2 separate regions of the Homo sapiens genome follow, and region 1 is linked to region 2. The links are chromatin contacts, found by Hi-C or POLR2A ChIA-PET in ENCODE. All regions are on one chromosome and are shown on one strand. Each heading gives the region's core, a stretch centred on a gene start or an enhancer-like site at or near the end of the contact. The rest is flanking DNA. Distances are from core to core; before and after follow the strand shown.

Region 1 (3,315 bases), core at 606-3,105, 84 kb before region 2:
TACTAGAGATTCCCATCTGTTCCCTGTCTCCTAACTCCCATGCTGGCTTCTCAGCAACTGTGAGACAGGCACACAATAGCTCATGTGGGCAGTAAGGGGTGGCCCTGTGAACCAAGGTGGGAACCTTAAACCACTAGGCCCAAGGCTAAAAAGTAGGGAGTACAGACTTTGGGGAGCCAGACCACAGAGATTTTGATCAGATTATGTTTCCATGATCATGCTGATGTGTACTTTTGAGTGGTATTATCAGATAACCTCAGTGATATTCTATCTTATTTCTATTCTACCACTCAAAACTCTTTATCAACCTAAATTCTTCTTTAAAGCTCTGGTGTTCAATAAAGAATGAGAATCTATGACATGTTGTGAAGATTTGACTGGACAATTAGCTCTAAGTAGAATCCTCCCAATATCACAATATAATCATGAGCTACCAAGTCACTCTGATATTCCCTATTATATGACATTTGTTTAAAAAAGATTTCTACCTTCATTGATATAAAAGTACTATGTGCACATTATGAAAAATGCAAACTATAGAAAAGAGATGAAAATAGTTTATATGCATGTAAATTTCCAAAATAATTTGATATATTTCATTGCAAGACCTTTTCCTTTGCATGGGGGAGTGGGGAGTGGTTGATGGGAGGAACGCATGATGGGAGGGTGTGAAAAGGATGGTTAGCTGCACCCGTGATAGATCTATTATTCCTTGCTTTTTTTCTTACTATAACCTAGATTATCCTGACAAGAAAGTTCCCATTTAATATACATGTGAGAAGGAAAATACAGTCTTTAGTTGTCTCTTTTAAAGGCTGAATCTTTTGCCAAGTTGAATCAAATTCAAATACTGAGGAAAAGAGAATATTTTAAAATTTCAATATTTCTATAAGAGAAAATAATACACAATTAATTATTTATTAATGAACAATGGATTCTGCCAACCAGTGAAACCTTTCCTCCTTGAGGCTTCAAATTTAAAAAAAGAGATGACTTCTTGAACCAATGGAATGACCATGCCATTATCTCCAAGCAATCCCAGAGGCCCTAGCACGGTATCTTCTATGACAGTCTTGCTGACCATTCTGTATCAACAGCAAAAGTGAAAAGCTACTTGCCATGAGAACCAACCATAACTATTAGCCTGGTCTTTAACCAACAATTTAATTTCGTTCATCCACTGATCAAAAAGCAGAGCAACTTGGTACTTCCAGTAAGGTCTGAGCGTTTGGGTGGGTCCAAAAATAAACTGATATTGCTACTGTAGTCCTAGTCAGAAAGTTCATCCATATGTACTGAGAGGAAGCATGTGTCACAGGAAAAGCAAAGGTCCTATGTGAAAATCCCAATTCCAGACCCTCGTTTTCCAGCCATGATGGAATAACAATCATTGGACTTAACTTCCTGCCATAAGAAACTAGAAAACTGGGCAAAATACATGAAACAATTGCTTTCACACATTGGCAAACAGGTAATGCAGGGCTGTGGCCCCTGAGAGGAGGGAAACAAATGAGATGAGCCCATAATTGCCCTAACTTTCTGCCTGGAGGCAATTTCTAGACTGTGGGTAAGAGGAGGGAGAAATCACACAGGAGCTTGTTAGGCTTGCTGAACTGAGGAGACAGAGATGAGAGGAGAGCTTAAGCAGGCTAAGGCAGCTGAAGTTTCAGGGAAGATTTGTGAAAAACAGGATCTATGCTGAAAAAGAGTTCCAGAAACCTGCCTAATGGTGCCCTGGAGTCTTTGCTGAGTGCTAAGCTGTATGTACACAGAGTAAAATCTCACAAGTTTGGGCAAGAAATGACCAGGGACTATAAGCTAAATACTTCCCAGAGTGCATACAAGGTCGGGAAACGTTCGAACTGCAACCAGCCTGAGTGAAATGTCCTCCCTGGGGCACTTAGCAGGGCATGCAGCAGAGATACCTTTAAGGGGAGTCTCCCTGGCACGAATGCTACCCTAGATCTTTCCTAAAAAATTTAAGAAAGGCCTTGAAGGTGATCCAAAAGTTACTTAGCTGCCTACCAAACCAAAGCCCAACTTTCTTTAACTGAAGACAACAAAAACAAATTCCACTCAGTAATGCAACATTCACAAAATTATATCCAATGAAAAATTACTATACTACTTACACCAGGAAGCAGGAAAATGCAACTCTTAAATAGGAGGAAAATTCATCAATAAAAACAGACCCAGAATGATGAAAATAAATGAAACTATTAACAGCTACTATAACTATATACAAGTATTTAAAACATAAATATAACATGGAGAAACATGGACAGTAAAAAAAGAACAAAATAAAACTTCTAAAGGTAAAAGGAAAATAATAAACTTTTATTGGGTGGGATTAACAGCATATTAGATATGCATTTTAAAAGATCAGGGAATACTTGAAAAAAAGAGGTATATCTAATAAGGCACTGTAAAATAAAAATAAAGTAAAATGGGAAAAAATTAAACAAGGTAAGACAAGAAGAATGAAGTGAGACAGAACACATAAGACAAAAAAATATATATACATAGAGCAAGATGATGGATGATAGATTTGAACTCAATTGTGATGGGCAGCCTTTAGGGTAGTCCCAGGGATCCCTGCCTCCTAGTATTTATGGTCTTGTATAATCCTCTCCCTTAGAGTAATTTGCTTCTAATCAATCGAATATGGTTAAGTTTAAGGAATGCTACAAGAGATTATCACTCTGTCTTGCCAGAAGACTTCTCTCTTACTGGCTTTCATAAAGAAAACTGTCATGTCAGAGAGACCCAGGTGGCCTCCAGCCAATGGTCAGCAAGGAACTCAGGCTCTGAGTCCAACAGTCCTAAAAGAACTGAATCTTGCTAAAAGCAAAGTAAGTAAGCTTGGACATGAACCCTTCCCTAGTTGAACCTTCAGATGAAACTCTGGCCTTGGCTGACACTCTGATTACAGACTCCTGAGAGACTCTGAGGCAGAGGTACTCAGCTAAGACATGCCTGAATTCCTGACCCACAGAAGCTGTGAGATAATAAATGCATGCTGCATTTGGCTGTTATGGTTTAAAGAAATTCACTACAAAGCAATAGATAACTATTATACCACATATACCAATAATTACCTTAAATGTAAATGATCTAAATATTGCAATTAAAATTGTAAGAGATTGTCAGACTACATTTTAAAAAGATTCGGCTCTATGCTATCTATGAGAAATCCATTTTATTTTTAAAATTTCTTTTTTAATTTCTACTTTAACAGCAAGCTTATCCTTAACATTTAAAAAATTTTTCAAAAACGGAGATGAGTCTCGCTCTGTCACCAGGCTAGAGTGCAGT
Region 2 (3,263 bases), core at 320-2,819:
AAATTCTACAATATAGTTTAAAAATATGGATCCATGGAGGGCTTGTGCTAATATTTACGTATTTATTGAGACAGTCTGTTATTTGTCTTGCCATGTTATCCCTAGTTCAATCTAGGTTGTTTCTCTCTTTAATTCGCAAGAAACAGGTTATGCCAACCTAGGTGTTTTTCCCAACCTCCGTCTGTATCTCTGCTCTTTCCCTGAAGTAGCGGCCTCACTCTGTAGCCCAGGCTGGAGGGCAGTGGTGCAATCACAGCTCACTGCAGCCTTTAACTCCTGGGCTCAAGAGATCCCCTCACCTCAGCCTCCCAAGCAGCTGAGACTACAGGTGTGCGCCACCACACCACGCTAATTTTTTCTTTTTTTGTACAGGTGGGATCTCGCTATATTGCCCAGGCTTGCTCTTGTTTGAAATAGCTCCTCCTAATTTTTTTTAACCAATACAAATGTACTCATTAGAAGCTGGCACAAGCACCCCAGTATATACTGTCTTCCAGCACAAGAGTATGTCCTAGATGTGAATGGTACAGCAACATCTGTCATATACTGTTCTCTATTTCGCCCTTACGCTTCAATCAAACCATCATACTGCTTTTCAAGGATGTGTGTAGGGAGGTCACATTGTTTATGAATTTCATTTCAGGGTAGTAAAGAGGGCTTTATACATGTTTGCTGCAAAGGGGAAGAAGGGACCTTGATTCTGACGAGGTTGAGAACCACTGTTCCCAAGAGTGGAATCGCGTGCTGAAACAAAAATCGAACTTTTAGAGAAGAGTTTCCTTTGCCTAAGGCAAGCCCTGGGCTCCAATATTCCACTTCATTGGGCCTGACACCCCACTACCAGCACACGCCCGCTGCTCTCAGCCCACCTCTGCTTCCAAGCAGGGCCAAACAATGGTTCTTGACCACTTGGGGATCGGGGACCCTTTTAGGAACGAGACAAAAGCCCTGGAAAAACTCTCTCCCAAGAAACCCATATACCAAGCTGCATCCAACTTCAGGGCGCTCCCAGACACCCCCTCTGAAGCCTGGTCGGGACCCCAGGAGAAAAGGGCTGAGGGGAGTGGGAGGTGGGAAGAGGAAGGGGGCGCAGGGGTCCCGGTCCCCTCCCACCGCCTCCTCGCAGTGTGGCTCTGGCCCGGGCGCTCCACCTCTCTGTGCAGCCCCGGCGTGCAAGCGCGCAACTTAAGTGCCCGGCACACAGCAGAGGCTCCATAAACGCCGCTGCCACTGTCAGCAGGGCCAACTCTGCAGTCGAGATGGACACTGAGGCGGCCCCGGGGTCGCGCCCGGGCGCGAGGACCGGTTGAAGGAGGCACCGGCCCGCGGCCCCGGCCGCCCCGCCCCGCGCGAGTCCCGGGGACGGTGCGGACCAAACGGCGCCGCAGCTGCTGCGGGGACGAACAGGGATGGCTGCCTGGGACGCGGGATGTTCACCAGGCCCGCTCCCCCACCCAGCCCTCGGTCTCGGCCGCTCTCACCCGGCCTCAGCCCCCAACGGCCGCCACCGCCCGCCGCTCACCTCCCCGGCCGCCGCCGCCGCCGCTCCCGCCGCCGCCGCGCGATCTCGCGAGACTTCGCTCCCCTCGGCACTCCCCCTCCTCCCCGCGGCGCGCGCGGACCCCAGGCTAGAAGCGGCTCGGCGCGCTCCCCGGACGCTGCCCACCCCGCCTCAAGGGTCAAGCCCGGCCTCTCTCGCTGCTCGCCCCCGACTCCGTCCCTGCGTGCACTCCGCCCACTCCCGTGACTGGGAAGGGTTAAAGCCCAGGTGCGAGGCGGCCGCCTCCTTCTCACCTGGCCGGCCGGGTGCGCGTGCGCATGCGCATGTCCGGGGCTCGGCCCTGAGCCTCTGCAAAGGCTTGGACGGTGGCGACAAAGGTGACCGCTGCCACCCGTCCTGAGTGCTCGCTGCGCGCCGAGCACTTAACAGCCCCCTTCGGTCCTCACACTGCCCTCCAAAGTGGGTATTACCAGCCTCCCCATTCTAGAGAGAGGAAAAATGGAGGCCTGGCAAGGAAAGTACAGTAATGGCTCCATGTCACACAGCCAGGAATTGGCTGAGCCAGTGTTGGGATCTGGGGTTGTCTGATGCCCAGCCCAAAACCCATTTCTGCACCTCAGTGACAGCCCCCAGGCCCTGTCCCTCTTTCCGTTCAAGGCTCAAGGCGCTGCCTCTCAGCCGCAGTCTTCATTCTCTCCCAACATTCACCAAGGTGAGAGGAGGAGCTCCTGGGAAGTCATTTGCTACAATCTGTTTTCAATGGAGCTGGCGACAGTAAAGTGCTTCTCCCTCACTTTACAAACTTCCCAAGGCCTGTGAAGCCCCTGTGCCACTCCCTGTGCAGCTCTGAAGACTGTGTGACTATTTTTATGCGGTTCTGTCTCCTCCTTAGACTGGTGGCGTTTTGCTGGTAGAGAGCATGATGGAATGGCACACAGGACAGAGAATCAGAATGTACATGATGTTAGCACACAGAAAAGTGTGACTTCTTCCCAGGAGTAAGTCTTAATGAAATAATAATTGTTTGTAAAGAGGAAGGGCTAACATTTATTGCGGGCATATCAAGGTCATACCAATCTTCTTGCAATCCTGGAGGTGGAGAAAGTAGCCTGTTTCCATTGTGAAATAGGATTTGAACCTGGGTCTGAGTCCGGAGCCCAGCACTACCTTGTAGGTAGGTCCTGTTCTGCAAGCAAGCGAGCATGAGCTAGCTCATCTGGGCCGGCTGCTGTAAGATCAGGAGCCCTGGAGGTTCTAGGTAGCCTTCCACCTGCAACAGCGTCTGCATGGGCTTACCCAGCCCACCTGATAATCACATCAATGTCAGCAAGTGCTGGCCTGCCCATGCTCCAAACCTGTCCACTCTCCCCGGAACCAATTGCTGTGTACAGGCCAGAGCATGTGGGTGCCCTTGCATGTTTCAACCTCACTCAACTCACCAGATGGAGGAAGTGGGTGAAGAAGGAAAATCACACCTGCTGGGCAGCTACAAAGTGCTGAGCCCTGCTCCAGGTGCTGTCTATTTATTAATTTATTTAGCCCTCCCAACAACCCTGTATTAGGGTTCTCCAGAGAAACACAGCTACTAGGTTCTAGATAGATGTAGGCTGGGCAAGGTTGCTCATTCCTGTAATCCCAGCACCTTAGGAGGTCCAGTCAGGAGGATCACTTGAGCCTAGGAGTTTTAGACCAGCCTGGGTAACACAGTGAGACCCCGTCTCTACAAAAAATAAAAAGAATTGGGCATGGTGGCACATGCCTG

Evidence for each region. A loop is a pair of places that touch in the nucleus more often than their neighbours do. ChIA-PET counts read pairs that join two places held with the same protein, here RNA polymerase II (POLR2A). Pooled maps may share reads with other maps.
Region 1: a pooled map shows a loop between it and region 2 (2.0-fold over the local background). The contact joins the enhancer-like site here to the promoter of MRTFB in region 2. A Hi-C loop is called at or near these places in 2 of 168 maps with a recorded cell type or tissue (Calu3 and astrocyte of the cerebellum) and 5 of 50 pooled maps. POLR2A ChIA-PET finds 5 or more read pairs at or near these places in 3 of 52 experiments (Panc1, WTC11 and activated CD8-positive, alpha-beta memory T cell).

Annotation. Positions count from the first base shown.
Region 1 is chr16:14,154,295-14,157,609 of GRCh38, reverse strand. The region is part of intron 3 of MRTFB (myocardin related transcription factor B); the gene reads right to left. Among named protein-coding and RNA genes, the nearest start is that of MRTFB, 85 kb to the right of the region's middle. Within about 2 kb of position 1,855, at least 2 of the 41 ENCODE cell types and tissues checked have a DNase peak (open chromatin) inside an H3K27ac peak, as active enhancers do.
Region 2 is chr16:14,069,625-14,072,887 of GRCh38, reverse strand. It overlaps MRTFB (myocardin related transcription factor B), which reads right to left and starts at 1,569. Exons shown (of 17, transcript NM_001308142.2): 1 at 1,523-1,569. RefSeq lists silencers at 1,105-1,184, 1,325-1,794.